Regions from separate parts of the Homo sapiens genome. Here region 1 is linked to region 2. Evidence: chromatin loops called from intact Hi-C (ENCODE). Cell type or tissue: endothelial cell of umbilical vein. All regions are shown on one strand. Links, peaks and the distances in the headings refer to the core of each region. The heading gives the core; the rest is flanking DNA.

Evidence for each region. Peaks named below come from ENCODE experiments on the same cell type or tissue, not always from the same donor. Only the 100,000 strongest peaks of a DNase experiment are listed, where the experiment ranks them.
Region 1: it touches region 2 in a loop (2.5-fold over the local background); 2 of 110 quality-filtered maps call a loop at or near these places.

The regions. Positions count from the first base shown.
Region 1 is chr4:88,863,830-88,872,173 of GRCh38, forward strand. All of the region lies in intron 6 of FAM13A (family with sequence similarity 13 member A), which reads right to left. It overlaps LOC124900732 (a long non-coding RNA gene), which reads right to left and starts at 647. Exons shown (of 2, transcript XR_007058189.1): 1 at 1-647. In endothelial cell of umbilical vein, for the core only: no CTCF peak of the experiment used is centred there; DNase peaks (open chromatin) are centred at 1,422 and 3,332; H3K27ac peaks cover 3,191 bases.
Region 2 is chr4:88,996,156-89,004,499 of GRCh38, forward strand. The region is part of intron 3 of FAM13A (family with sequence similarity 13 member A); the gene reads right to left. Among named protein-coding and RNA genes, the nearest start is that of FAM13A, 57 kb to the right of the region's middle. In endothelial cell of umbilical vein, for the core only: no CTCF peak of the experiment used is centred there; a DNase peak (open chromatin) is centred at 5,006.

The DNA of each region.
Region 1 (8,344 bases), core at 102-8,101, 130 kb before region 2:
TGATAACAAGATGAATAAATAAAGGCCTGGATAGAGTCATCAGGGTAAGTTTCCACTTAAAGGATTTCACATGAAGCAGAAAACAAACAAGTTCAAATTCAAACTTTCATGATGTTCTCAGAATCCAAACTGTAAATCTGAAGAAGATAATCAAACAGGGTTGTCTTTAAGATCAAGAAGTAAACAAAAAAATCGGAATATATTGCGATAATAGAATTCGAGAGAAAGAATAAATCATTCATTCATTCAACAAACTGTCAGGCAATATATTAGAATCTAGATATGTGACACCTTACAACCTTATTCTGAAAGAGTTTATACTCTACTGAAAGGTAAAAAGAGAAGTAGTCAAAGGAATGCTATATTGATGTGGGACACAATAGAAGTGATCCTTTCCAGTCAGGGAGAAGGATGCCAGGAAAGATTCCAAAGAGTCATTTACAAGATTAGTGTTTGATAGGTAGATGTGGATGTTGGTGGAACTTCAAATAAATTTCTTTAACCCTTCTCTAAATAAAACCTTTCTTTCAGAGTTATTAAATCAAGATGATTGCTAGCATTTCATTGTGTTTGTGATCTTATTTATTTATTTATTTTTGAGACAGAGTCTTGCTCTGTCACCAGGCTGGAGTGCAGTGGCACGATATCAGCTTACTGCAAGCTCCACCTCCCAGGTTCAAGCTATTCTCCTGCCTCAGCCTCCCGAGTAGCTGGGACTACAGGCACGCGCCACCACACCCGGCTAATTTTTTGTATTTTAGTAGAGACGGGGTTTCACCATGTTTGCCAGGATGGTCTCCATCTCCTGACCTCATGATCTGCCTGCCTCAGCCTCCCAAAGTGCTGGGATTACAGGCATGAGCCACCATGCCCGGCCATTTGTGATCTTTTAAAAAGGAGTTACCTATGTTTTTGTGCTCTGCTTTATAAGCATGTGCTATTTTTAATAGAGCTTTTCTTAAAAACAAACAAACAAAATGTCCCTTTCTCTGTCATTCGTAAGTGTAAGTAGTTAAATGGAAAGGTGGTAACTACTAAGTCTCCAGGCATAAAACCTATGCATAGTATATTCTCCCAAATATATCTAGCTATTAAGTGACTACAGAGCATCACAGGGTATTTCAAAGGAGTAATCAACAACTTGTGAAAAATATCAGGAAAAATTTTCACCTACAGCCACTCCAAGAGGAAAAAGAAAGTATCTGCGAAAAAATGTAATTGGATTCCTTGGGACATATTTACATGGATTAAGCAAATATGAGTCAAAAACAAAATAAAAGCAGAAGAAACACTGATAAAAATTGTAGTAAATTTTTGAAAATTTATTTTTCCTATTTACATTGTCTGTTATTATTTTTGCCTTAGCCTATATCTCAGGAAAAGCCATATTGAGAAATGATTCACTCTAAAAGTGACTCATTAGATGGAAATGTAAAGGAAGAACCAGTGTGATTTCTTAATTAAAGGAATTTTAAGCATAGTGTTGGTCAGTTAGGCACAATTATTTAAAAAAGCAAAATATTAAACAATCAGGAATATAATTTTGAAGTAAAATAAATTCATCTGCTTGCAGACAGTAAATAGTTTATACCTTATAGCTAATACGTAAGTTTTAAAATGACAATATAGTTGTAAAATAGGCCCAAAAGAATACAAAATAATTTCAACCATGTAAGTTCTGAGTTTTAGTGCCTAGTAACGGTAACAGCAAATCATGATATTGAATAGTGATGATAAAAACTCAGATGTTTACATCAATCTACAGCAATTATGCTCCTACATTAGGAGCTGGCAAACTTTTTCCGTAAAGGGCCAGATAGTAAATATTTAGGGTTCATGGATTACACAGTCACTTTTGCAACTACTCAGCTCTGCCGTGGACAGCATGAAAGCAGCCACAGACAATATATAAACAAATGGGCACGGCTGTGTTCCTACAAAACTACTGACAAAAATAGATGGTACGCGGGATTTGGCCTGTGGGCCACTTTGTGCTCACCCAAATTCTAACATCATTCATTTCTTTCAACTTTTTCCTTTGTCTCTCTCTTTTTTTTTTTTTTTTTTTTTTTTTTTTTGAGACAGAGTCTCACTCTGTTGCCTAGGCTGGAGTGCAGTGGCACAGTCTGCCTCCTGGGTTCAAGCGATTTTCATGCCTCAGCCTCCCAAGTAGCTGGGATTACAGGCACGAGCCACCATGTTCCACTAATTTTTGTATATATATATACATTTTTTGAGATGGAATCTTGCTCTTATCCCCCTGGCTGGAGTGTAATGGCATGATCTTGGCTTACTGAAACCTCTGCCACCTGGGTTCAAGCGTTCTCCTGCCTCAGCCTCCCGAGTAGCTGGGATTACAGGCGCCTGCCACCATGGCCCAGCTAATTTTTGTATTTTTAGTAGAGACGCGGTTTTGCCACTTTGGCCAGGCTGGTCTTGAACTCCTGACCTTGTGATCTCCCCATCTCAGCCTCCCAAAGTGCTGGGATTACAGGCGTGAGGCACTGCGCCCGGCCTAATTTTTGTATTTTTAGTAGAGACAGGGTTTTGCCATGTTGGCCAGGCTGGTCTAGAACTCCTGACCTCAAGTTCAGCCTGCCTTGACCTCCCAAAGTTCTGGGATTATAGGCGTGAGTGACTGTGCCCGGCACTTTTGCTTCTATTTTTGCAATCATCAAAGGGCCAACCTTGCACATAAAATTTGCTATTTATTTTAAATTATTAGATCTGACCCAACTGTATCTACATAATTAACTTTTCAAATATGCACAGTCCAGAATACAAAAAAAAATCCTCAATTCCAATGGAAATCAGGAACATTTTATATTCCAATCAAGGAAATACCAATCCACATCTATCATGTAGGTAAATATTTAAGGTTGATAGTGCCCTATGCTTGATAGTTTGTAGAGCAGTTGGAACCTCTATACTTTATTAGTGAAAATACCATTAAATAGAATGTTTTAGAGAGAAATATGGCGACATACACTCTTCCTGAAAATGTGTGGAGACTTTAATATTTCACTCCTACCTACATACCCTGATGAAATGTTAATATAATTTTTTAAACTTTTTAAATTAAAAATTGAACATAATCTAAATATGGGCAAAGGGTACATACATGTGGCATAGTCATAGAAGATAATATCATAAAGCAGTTAGGTAAATATACAGTAGATTCTCATTATGTGTGGTAGTTATGTTCTATAAAGTTGCCATGAACACTGAATTAGTAAATACCGAATCATTGCCCCTAGAGGAAATACAGGTTCCTGTGAGCCTCTGGTCACATTTTTCTCAAATGATCAAGACATAATGTTGTTTTGTGTGTCTTTCTGTGTTTAAATACACCTTATTTAATATACTTGTTGGTTTATTAACACCAAACTCACAACTAACAGTGCTGTAACTCATGCCTGAACAAAGCTTATCTTAAACACCTGTCCTCCACTTATCCTCCGGAAGTCACATCACAGCCTTCTTGTGCTTTAGAAACATTAGACAGCCCTTCAGCATACACTTGGGAACCATTTTAAAGAGGGAAATTATGAACAGAAAGCACAACATGTAAAAAAACATGACTAAATAGAACACGAAAAGGACACCTGTTTACAGGATGACAGCTGTCAAGAAGGAGGGTCATCACCTTATTTGACCTTGGCTGAGAATATGCATTTCTCATTACGTGTATTTTTTGCCTCCTGGCATGTTCACAAATGACTGCAAAAGGACTGTTAAGTATTGACTTTGGGGTTACCAGTACATTTGAGCGCGTAGGCAAATTCACAAATATAGAAGACACAAATAATGAGGACTACTGTACTATATTTTGCATGTTTCAACATAGATCTATCTTAAAAAAACACTGAGGTGAATGAAGCAAGTTGGAGAAGGATATGTACAGCATGATACTTCAACAAATTTATATATAATTTCAGGGATATGTGCACATGTGATAGAAATATAAAAACATTTAGGGAAATGGTAGATACCAACTTTAGGATATGGGTATGTAGGGGGAGAAAAACTAACAACAACAGTTAATTGAAAAGAAAAGTGGTGGCTCAAAGGGCAACACGCAATGGAAATGTTATTAAAAACTATAAATGCTTTTTGAAACTTCAAGGAAAATAATTACATTTTATTGTACTGAAACTCACTTCTAAAGTTTCCAAACAGAGAAGTTAAGATTGATTTTGCCAAGGATGTTAAAATATCAATACTAAACTTGCCTCTGTTTTCTGATCTTGAAAAAAAAGATGATCTGCAGGCAGTTTTTCATTTTTGCTAATTTCTAATCAATAAATATGCTGCTGTGCTTTATCTGCCTTGTCAAACTCTATAATGAATACCCAAACAAAAATTTTTCATGCTGGTCTTAGCACTTCATGAGCGGAGGCCCCAACATTATCTTAAAATCTCACAGACTCCATGCCCCCAAAAACTTATCCTCTTCCCAGTCATCGAGTAAGTGCCTTTTCCTTTGGTTCTCTCCTTGATGAAGGCACGAACCATCCACCCACTTGGATCTGGAAGTCATCCCTCTATGTTTCCTTGCCACTTACCAAGTCCAGCTTTTATCTGTTTACTTTCCTTCCCTACCTATCACTTTAGTTTGGGCCCTTCCCACTTCTCATTTGGATTATAGCTTCCTAACTAGTCTCCCTTTCAATCCACTCTCCCTCTTGCCAGGGGTGATCTGATCTTATCTCCAGATTAAAACTGTTCAGTGGCTTTTCACCTCCTATAGTCTATAATCCATACTCTTTGGTCTCACATTAATGGCCCCAGACTATTTCCGCAGGTTCATTGCCTGCTGTTTTCCTAGACACACCGCACCCTGTAAACCAAGATTTATACATGTCTATAAACATGCACTTTCTCTCACATGCCTCCCTCCCTTTGTACTCTTTTACAACACTTAAGCTCTATATTGGCTAGTCAATACATATATAATCTCTCTATGACGTCAACTCAGGCATAGCAGTAATCACCTTCCTCCTTAGTTTGTTAATTATACTACAGAGATGATTATGCTCCCTCATTTATGCACCAAATTCCATCCATACACCAATAATTCTTAATTTTTATCTTTGTCCAGACATCTCTTCTGAGTTCCAAATGTATATTCAATCATGATCTTCAATCAGCATCTTCATTTGGAAGATGGTAAAACTAAAGCACAAAGAAGTTATGGAGCACACAGCAGGGCTAGGACTCAAACCATTAGACTATATGGTCTCCAATCAGCTAGTTACCCATACCAGGAACCTGAGAGTCATCTTTATCTCAAATAAGTCTACTTTGTCTTCATCCATTCCAGCCTTTCATATATCATTGCCTGGACAACTCTAATTGCTTCCTAATTGGTTTTCTCACTTCCACTTTTGCCTTCTTCTGATTATATTCACCATACAGAAGCCAGATTTATATTTTTAAGCAGAAATTTAATTACAGTTGTCCCTGTTTAAAACTTGTCAATGGTTTTTCATTTCATTTTGGAGATGTTCTCAAACTCTTGGCAGGCTTTCTCCAGCCTTTGTGGAGGCAGGTACTTCTGCTTCTTTCACTGGGCTTCAGCCTCCTGCAGTGGCCTCCCTTCAGTTATCCAGCCCCAGGGCCTTATCACATGCTGTGACAATATCGGAAATGTGCATATTACCATTCCTCACTACTCTCATGTGCTTTGGTCTCAAAAGAAAGGTAGATTCCTTCAAGAGGTCTTCCCTGATGTATCAGCTTAAATCAGGCACCCTTGTTATATACTCTCAGGGCACTTTATTTTCCTTCTAAGCAATTTACACAATTACTAACTAAACACTTGAATGTTAGTTTATATTGCTTGCTAGTCTGAAGATTCCATGTATCAACTTCAACTATCAACTATCAACTTCAATATCTGAATTCTTGGATTCTAGTTCAATACCTGGCATGTGATAGACAATTATGTATTCTGAAAAAAATAATTCAGGCTAAATGCCTGATATGACAAAGAGATCATCAAAACAGACATGACTGCATGAAAAGACGAAAGGACTAACATGGTGAATTATTCAGAACATGCAAGCAAAATCAATATGTGCCCAGATGAAATAGGACCAATCACAAAATACTCATAATTTATATAATTTATATTCTCTCTAATTATGTCAGCTTTCAAAATCCAAGATTAATTCTAAACTGAGACTTTGACAATTTAAATTCAACTTGTTACTACTCTGAGCCTTTGATCTAAAGCACATTATTTCTCTGTGCTTCCTTTTTCCTTAAAGTAACTAAACATTTCTGTTGTAAAAAAAAAAAAAATGAACAGCAATGGGCATTCTAAGAGTGAAAACAAGATGGCTGAATAGGAACAGCTCCGGTCTGCAGCTCCCAGCGTGATCGATGCAGAAGATGGGTGATTTCTGCATTTCCAACTGAGGTACCTGGTTCATCTCACTGGGACTGGTTGGACAGTGGGTGCAGCCCACGGAGGGCGAGCTGAAGCAGGGCAGGGCATCGCCTCACCCGGGAAGTGCAAGGGGTCAGGGGATTTCCCTTTCCTATCCAAGAAAAGCTGTGACAGACTGTACCTGGAAAATTGGGTCACTCCTGCCCTAATACTGCAATTTTCCAACAGTCTTAGCAAATGGCACACCAGGAGATTATACCCCGCGCCTGGCTTGGGGGGGGTCCCGCGCCCACAGAGCCTTGCTCATTGCTAGTGCAGTGTCTGAGATTGAACTGCAAGGTGAAAGCCTGGCTGGGGGAGGGGCATCTGCCATCACTGAGGCTTGAGTAGGTAAACAAAGCGGCCAGGAAGCTCGAACTGGTTGGAGCCTACCGCAGCCTGCCTCTGCAGACTCTACCTCTGGGAGCAGGACACAGCTGAACAAAAGGCAGCAGAAACTTCTGCAGACTTAAACGTCCCTGTCTGACAGCTCTGAAGACAGCAGTGATTCTTCCAGCACGGTGTTTGAGCTCTGAGAGCAGACAGACTGCCTCCTCAAGTGGGTCCCAGAACTCTGTGTAGCCTAACTGGGAGACACCTCCCAGTAGGGGGCAACTGACACCTCATACCAGCCAGGTGCCCCTCTGAGATGAAGCTTCCAGAGGAAGGATCAGGCAGCAACATTTGCTGTTCTGCAATATTTGCTGTTCTGCAGCCTTTGCTGGTGATACCTAGGCAAACAGGTCTGGAGTGGACCTCCAGCAAACTCCAACAGACCTGCAGCTGAGGGACCTGACTGTTAGAAGGAAAACTAACAAACAGAAAGGAATAGCATCAACATCAACAATAAGGACATCCACACCAAAACCCCATTTACAGGTCACCATCATTAAAGACCAAAGGTAGATAAAACCACAAAGATGGGGAGAAAACAGAGCAGAAAAGCTGGACATTCTAAAAACCAGAGTGCCTCTTCTCCAAAAGATCACAGCTCCTTGGCAGCAAAGAAACAAAGCTGGATGGAGAATGACTTTGATGAATTGACAGAAGTAGGCTTCAGAAGGTCAGTAATAACAAACTTCTTCGAGCTAAAGGAGGATGTTTGAAGCCATCGTAAGGAAGCTAAAAACCTTGAATACAGATGAGATGAATGGCTAACTAGAATACACAGTGTAGAGAAGACCTTAAAGGACCTGATGGAGCTGAAAACCATGGCACAAGAACTATGTGATGCATGCACAAGCTTCAGTAGCCGATTCGATCAACTGGAAGAAAGGGTATCAGTGATGGAAGATCAAATGAATGAAATGAAGCGAGAAGAGAAGTTTAGAGAAAAAAGAGTAAAAAGAAACAAACAAAGCATCCAAGAAATATGAGACTATGTGAAAAGACCAAATCTACGTTTGATTGGTGTATCTGAAAGTGATGGGGAGAATGGAACCAAGTTGGAAAACACTCTGCAGGATATTATCCAGGAGAATTCCCCAACTTAGCAAGGCAGGCCAACATTCAAATTCAGGAAATACAGAGAATACCACAAAGATACTCCTCAAGAAAAGCAACCCCAAGACACATAATTGTCAGATTCACCAAGGTTGAAATGAATGAAAAAATGTTAAGGGCAGCCAGAGAGAAAGGTCGGGTTACCCACAAAGGGAAGCCCATCAGACTAACAGCGGATCTCTCGGCAGAAACTCTACAAGCCAGAAGAGAGTGGGGGCCAATATTCAACATTCTTAACGAAAAGAATTTTCAACCCAGAATTTCATATCCAGCCAAACTAAGCTTCACAAGTGAAAGAGAAATAAAATACTCTACAGACAAGCAAAGGCTGAGAGATTTTGTCACCACCAGGCCTGCCTTACAAGAGCTCCTGAAGGAAGCACTAAACATGGAAAGGAACAACCAGTA
Region 2 (8,344 bases), core at 162-8,161:
CAATGCAGAGAGGGAAAGGACAGATCATTACTGTCTGATTAAATCTGACTAAAAGCTATGGTCTTTTCTTGTTTTGTTTTGTTTACTGTGTGAGGGTTTTGAGCTGTGGGGAGACATGATCTGCCTGGAGGACCACTCCGGCTGCTCTGCTGAGTCTAGACTGTAGGGGCACAGTTGAAAGCAGCAAGATTACTTAAGAGGTTACTGTAACCATCTAGAAGGAAAGGGCCTGGGGCCTGGATCAGGCTGATGCTGACGGGATGGTTAGACGTGGGGGCGGATTCAGAATGCAGTTTAAATTTGTCTTGTGTTGGAAGTTGTTTTATTCATTTAATCATTCCGAAAACATTTATTGAGTGACTACTCTGTTCCAGGCACCATTCTAAGCATTTGAGATAAATCCATAAACAAAATAAACAGAAAATGCCTACCCTCATGGAGCCTACCATCTAGCAGGTGAGACATTAGGCAATAAATATAGTAACAGGGCTAGGGGAATTCGGAGTACTTGGACCAGGGTGAAGGCTAGTGATAGAGATTATAAATAAGATTGCCAGGAAGGTCTCCTTGAAATGTAGTTGATGTCTCCAGCCAAAGTAAAAAAAAAAATCTATAAACTGGCAAATATAAGCTCTTTTAGAGTTGGTGGTTGAGTTTCAACCATCTTTTAAACACCCTCCGTGCCTTGCATATTAAAAGCGCTCAAGACATTGTTTTAAAGAATGATACGCATTTTTAAGACACACAGTAAGACAAACTAGCATAGGAATACAGTACATCTATATTTCAAATATATTTTAAAGAAATGTGGAATAATTTAGTCCATTTATAGAATTTGCTGAGTTGGATGGAATATTACTGTTAGGTAGGAATCAGATTACAGATAGTATCTAAATAGAAGAAAAAGCTCCTTTAGTGGTCACAGGGAAAGGACACTCAGCAATAAAATTCCATAAAAGGGCCTCAGAAACAGAAGTGAAATGCACCTCTGCAGATGTATTAACATATGTTAACTGCTTTAAACTTGTTAAACTGGAATAAAAACTAGGATCATATGTTATAATTCGTAAGTCCAAAAATTCTAAGAAAACTTTGCAGATGGAAATAATGGTTCACAATTAAAATAGTCATCATTTTCTTTGACATCAATCTTAGGACAAAAACTATCTCTCTCCATTAGTGAAAAGTGCTACTTCAAATTATTCAAGTTTTCTTGAAAGTTCTCATTTGTTGTTGGCTTCATTTGACCCATTTCTCAAGCTAAAATTCAAACATTCAACTAGCACAGTATACATAGCATACAGACAAATCTACTCAGCACTCGAAAACTGTACCATAAATACTTTTGTTCCAGGTTAAGCAGCAAGCATTGAACCATGTGACAAATATTTGCTCTCACTAAAAAAAAAAAAATTATAATTATAATCAGCAATGCTATACCTGTATCACAAGATATATCACAGAATGGCACCTAACTCTAATCTTGACATGTATCCTAGTGTTTGTCACATGCCTGGACTTTTCAATGACCATGAAGTTATACTGTACTCATAATCTTAGCCTCAAGGAAAGAATAATATAAACTAACTGACAAAACGCTAATCTCTATCATGATATATCTCAGAGCCATGAGAAGGTCAACCATTAAGACAACCAAAATACTTAGCCTCATGGTGCCAGATTTGTCAAAGTAGCTTCCCCCCTCCCTCTGCCTCATTAAACCTCACAAAATGTTTTATGAAAACTTGCTAATCTATTAGATATTAATAGTATAATGAGCTGTTGCCAACTTTGCAGATTAAGAGAGGTTATAAACTCGACAACACGGGCAGCCTCTAGAAACTGAGAAACCAGCAAAGAAATAGAGACTTCAGCCTTACAACTGCATGGAAGTGAATTCTGCCAACACTATGAATGAGTCTGGGAGTAGATTCCCCCTAGAACACCCAGAACAGTCATACAGGAGCCTAGACTGTCACCTTGATTTTGGCCTTGTGAGATTTAGAGTAGAGGAACCAGTTGAGCCCACACACTTCTCACCCACAGTACAGTGAGATAATAAATTTGCAATGCATTAAGTCACTAAGTTCATGGTAATCTGTTATGGTAGCAATAGGAATCTAGTAGTTCCCCATTTGGAGATGACTAGACTGAAATAGAGAGATTGATTAGCCTGTCCACATTCACCCAGGTACCAAATAGCTGAGCTACAATTTAAATCCAAGTGCCCAGGACCTCATAACATACAATTTGATCAGCATACTCTTACAAAGTTAGCTATTATTGTTATCATTATTACAGAGCAGCTAACACCATGTCTCATGTATGTAAATATTTAAGAAATGTTTCCTGAATTAATCAATCAATAAACAAATCTGTTGTGTAGTGGAGAGGTGGGAATCTTAATTAATTTGTGAGAAACTATAGCTTCGTAAATTCTCAGGGCTTGTGGAGAAATAAAATTTTAATAGAAACCTATAAGGCTGCATGGGCACAAAATATAAACTACATAAGAATAAACAAAACATGAATTATATTTCTTTCTAAATATGTATTTACAGAAGAATGAGAAAAATAATTATGAAATGCCAGCTGTACAGAATCAGACTGGGTTTTACCTCCGCATTTCATTCCCCAAGACTGGAATCACTTCTTTGGAGTGATGAGAAGCTTATATAGGCAACAGAATTTCATTTTCCTATGCAAAAGGAGGGATTATGTTTCTTACAAATCTCTTACAACCTCATGACCATGATATGGTTCTCAGAGGCCTCACGTAAATTTCTCAAAGGGCAGACTGATAAAGTGACTAATAAAAATTAATAAATTACCCTCTATTCTTAGAGGTTATTAGTGAAACTACGAATCTTATCATTCTGATTAGATTCTGCAAAATGCAGAGGTATGTTTATTGCCAAATTAGTCAATATTTACAGTGATCCTCCTGTTCCCAGAGAGAACCTGTATGTCCAAGAGCAAAGGCCTGCAGGAAGAACAAAGAATTAGGTGATATTTTACACTTTAGTCCTATAACCAAAACAAACTCCTGATAATGCCTAAATAGTATCTCAGCATATTTATTTTGTGAGTATTTATTGGGTACTGAATGCTTGTCAGTCGGGACAGGTGGTGTACATAAAAATATAAAATAGTCTAAATTATAAAGCTGGAACCTCATATCTACAATAAAGGTTAGACACAAGCATTTAGCAGCTGAAGAACTTATTTGTATGAGAATTTATGTACCGAGGAGACTGGAAAAAACAAACAGCATATAGGACAGAGAGCCTCACACAATGTAAAATGCTAATCTGAAACAATATTGGCAGTATCTCAGCTAATAAAACTAGGCTTTCTCCATCAATCTAGCACTACATTAAATGGGCCAAGTACAGTAAATATATAGTTTCAGATGAAATCATACTACCACCAGTTGGTTTTTTTCTAGGCACTACTGGTTAAATGCTCAGCTATAAGTGGCCTGTAAGTGGATTTGGTGCCATATGAGTTAAACCAAGCCCAGAGTTACTTAAGCCTATTTGTATGTCCTCTTACCCCTCCTTTCTCCCCTAAGGGCCTCAAATTGTTTATGGACTCATTGTAAAAGGTTGATTATTTCCATGGGTTCAGTAAAGCAGGTGTTCAAAACACGGCTTGACAGAGTTAGGGCAGAGCTCTAAGTGGCTAGCAAGCTAATCATCTGGCTATCCCTTCAACTGATATTCTTTAACCAAATTTTTAATATTTTTTATGTAGATTGATTTTCTGTTAATACAAGTTGTATACTTTTTAAATAACTCACTTGTTGACTATGTCTTTTCTTCTTCCAACATAAAAGCATTACTAAAAAAACAAAGAACTTACTGAGGATTTCACCCAGCTCACAATTAATTCCATAATATCCCCAATGGGCCTCTTCTTGGCCTTGGAGCTGCTGGGTATCCTGCTTTTCCTCTTCAAGCCTATAATCTTTCTAAAACTATGTTAGAAAATAGTTACTCAAAATAAAGTTACAATATAACATAGCAATTACAGGTAGATACTCAAGAGAAATGAAAGCATATATCCACACAAAAACTTGTACATAAATGTTCATAACAGCCAAAAAATGGAAATAACCCAAATTTCCATCAACATGAATGGATAAGTAAAATATCGTATATTCATACTATAGAATATTAACCAGCCATAGGAATGCAGTACTGATATATGTGACACCACAGATAAAGCTTGAAACATTATGCTAGATCAAAGAAGCCAGTCACAAAGTACCACATACTGTGTGATTCCATTTATGAAATGTCCATAGAAGCAAATGTTTATAGAAAGAAAGTAGACTGGTCTTTGCCTAAGGATGTGGGTGGTGGGAGGAGGGAGGAATGGGGAGTGACTGCTAATGGGCATACGGTTTCTTTCTGGGGTCATAAAAATGTTTGAAAGTTAGATAATGGTGATGGTTGCACTTTGTGAATAGATCAAAAACCACTGAATTGTACACTTTAAGAAGGTCAATTTATGGTGGGTAATTTATATACCAATAAAGCTGTTATAAAGAAATTCTGTTGACTTCAAAATCAAGCATGGGAAAAAATTAAGCATGGGAAAAGAAAGTCAGAGGAGACCTTTCAGATAAAGATGACAGATCATTTCAGTTAAAGATGAGTGTACCTACTTCTCCTCCTAATATCCCACTAAAATGACAATTTTTTTAAAAGAATAAGTCCTCAAGGATAAAGAGAATAGCCTAAAACATGACAGTAGATGGAAGATTTTAACAAATGTACATATGCACGCACACATGTGCACACAATCATGTTTCAAGATGAGTTGTTCTTATATGGAATAATTTGCTCAGTCATGGCTTCCCTTTCCAAGCTTGCACAACCTCACCCACTAGTTAATACTATCTCACAGAGTCAAAAGCCATATAAGGAAAATAAAGATGCATACGTGTACCCAGTAAAGAAAAGATCATCTAGTTATATCAGGACCTACAATCTCAGAGGTCATGGGTGGTTATAGATACAAATAAGGTTCTTCCTGTCACATGGATCTGGATGAGAGCAGTCCAATTGGAACACTGCCAAAATGTATGAAGTCATCTGTGGAAACCTGGGTTTCCTGCCACCAGATTTCCAATTTATTCCAGTGGAGGCTTTGTGCTGCTGATTGATTGGTACCTTGGGCAAATACGTAGACATCAAACCTTTAATTTTGCTTTGGGTTTAAGTCTTTACTTAGAAAAAAAGAATAGTGTATATGTTTGGCATTGCTTATAGAAAACCCAAAAGATACACACTGAAAATGGAAAGGTTAAATTTTGTAGTTTAATATAATGATTCTGTTTCTCGCAGAAACAGATATTTGTGTAAGTTGAGTAATTTCAAAAGAAAAGAAGCTTCCCAGTAAAAAGAAATTACCCTAGGGAAGGAAATATATCATATGCTTGTTATGGAGTTCATACTATCCAAGAAATGACAATTCATAACTAGTATCTGGCCAACGTTTATTCATGTGGTACTGTAAAATTTGCAAGTCGAAACCACTCAGCTAATCTCAACACAATACAGATGGCATCAAGATAGTGTAGATAAAAGACAGGCTTGACTCCAAGGTATCTAGTGAGTTCCTCATATAATGAAGAAAGAGAAAGCCCTAAGGCTTAGGTACAAATTAGCTTATTAAATTAGATTTATTTACAATTAGCCACTGTGCTGATTAAAATGGCCCTATTATTACGGTGGTTTTCTTAAGAAAAACAGTTACTGTCTAAATTATCAAATGCTCATAAGCATTTGATAAAATTCACAGGCACTTAACTCTCACATGTTGTTTGCACAGCTGCTATTATAAAATTCTGTCTCATTTAAAATCAAATATGGGTTGTGGGGGTAAAAAAAAAAGGCAAGGGAGAATTTCCATTTAAAGAGACAGACCGATTATATGTGTTTATCTAGTCTTCCCAAGGCTCCACTGAAATGACAGTAAAATAATACTTAAAAAGTGTAAGCACCCAACGGCAAAAAAAAAAAAAAAAAAGAACAGCAGAGGAAACAGAAGAGTATGAGATTTTAAAGACATTTGGAAGTGGATGCAAGTGACTGGAAACAGATTGTTTACAAGCCTGTCAGGCTCGGCAAGTCCTTCAACACCGCCTGCATCCAGGCAGGCATGTGCTCAGACAGGAGTGCTGAGGCTTAGTCTCCGGGTAATATCAAAGGATTCTTGAATATCTGAGATAGTTAAGGACTAGCACGAGAAACACATTTGAAAATGTGAGATTAGTGAAAAGTCTGCTAAGAAATAAGGAGTCATTATTTCCTTACTGATGGGAAGTAAGCATACTACTTCCCACCTCCCCCAAGCCCTGCTCTTGATGAACTCAGTAGCTGAAGAGAAAAAGATCTTCACATACTGACATTTGGGCATCCCCAAATGACACAGCTAAATTTCTCATTTTTCTATCTAATCCTTCCAAAGTGAAGTATGCCAAGAGACAAGCCCCTGATCCCATTTACAAAATGTTATCCTCAGATCAAAACAGCTAAGAATCACTTTATGTTTGAATAAAGACAAAAAGAAAACCCATAAACAGATAATACAGAGAAAAGAAGAAAACTTAAGTACAACGTAACAACAAACCATTGTTAGTATCCTCAGAAAAGTAAGACGAGAATGTTCTAAAAGAGTATGGTGTTTTGCAAGAGGAATCAAAAGTGAGATTATTTTGGATATTAAAAATAGAAAAGCTAAAATTAAAAAAATAGGTTTGGCAGGAAAATAAATGAGGAAATTTCACAGAAAACAGAATTAAAAGACAGTGATAAGTCATTTAAAGAAACTATAATATAGGAAGGATAACACAAGAAAATTTCCAAGATCAAAAGAAAATACTTTCCAATCTGATGGAACCCATGGAATGTTTAACATAATGGGTAGAAAAAAGACTCCAGGAAATAGCAGGTCCAGGAAAAAACACTGGTGAGGGAAAATTCAAGATGACATCTACAACCAATACAAGTGGGAGCAGAAAATAAAAAGGGCCCCAAAGAGGAATCACCACAGAAATAAAGAATGGATAAATTACTTTTTTTTTAAGTTAACAGTGGAGTTGTTGGAGCAATTTGGAAAAAAAAAAAAACTGCATCAAGTTTATAGAAAATTATGTAAGTGGGCTGGGCATGGTGGCTCACACCTGTAATCCCAGCACTTTGGGAGGCTGAGGTGGGCAGATCACTTGAGTTCAGGAGTTCAAGACAAGCCTGGCCAACATGGGGAAACCCTGTCTCTACTAAAAATATAAAAATTAGCTAGGTATGTTGGTGCACACCTGTAATCCCAGATACCTAGGAGGCTGAGGCAGCAGAATCATGGTTATAGGTGTGCGGGAGGTGGAGGTTGCAGTAAGCAGAGGTTGCAGTGAGCTGGAATCCCACACCACTGCACTCCAGCCTGAATGACAGAATGAGTGGGGAAAAAAGAAAAAAATATATATACATGTATGTAAAAAAAAAAAGACAAATATTGTCAGAAAATATCTCACACACCATATACCCTCTTACGTAATTATTCACACATTAATTATAAATTTAACTAAATTTGTGATATATCAATATTCGAAGAAATTGTTTGGAGTAAGTGGCAAGGCAACAGAGTGAATTCCATCTATTTTATAAGCAGAAGTGATGAGATATCTGAAAGTGAGCAATCAAGATTTAACACTATATTATCAAATGGAAGCAAATACCAAAACAATAGCTAAACCAATTAAAAGTTATTCATTCTGAGAAAGAACTGAGGGCTGCCAAAGGGTATGGTAGGGATCTGCCGGTTTTCTTTTCTTTTTTTGTAGAGACAGGGTCTCACTATGTTGTTCAGGCTGGTCTCAAACTACTGGCCTAAAGCAATCCTCCTACCTTGGCATCGCAAAATGCTGGAATTATATAGTCATAAGCTACCACACCTGGCCAGGGTCTGCTGGTTTTTTCTTTTCTTTTTTGTAAGATGGAGTCTCATTTTGTTGCCCAGGCTGGAGTGCAGTGGTGCAATCTCAGCTCATTGCAATCTCCACCTCTCGGATTCAAATAACTCCCGTGCTTCAGCCTTCTGAGTAGCTGGGATTACAGGCGTGCACCACCAGGCCTGGCTAATTTTTGTATTTTTAGTAGAGATGGGGTCTTGCCATGTCAGCCAGGCTGGTCTCAAACTCCTGGCATCAAGTGATCCACCCACCTCAGCCTCCCAGAGTGCTGGGATTACAGGCGTGAGCCACCGAATCCAGCCCATCTTGTGTTATCAACTTAGCCAACGATGAGAAAGTTCAAGCACAGTTTCAATTAATTTG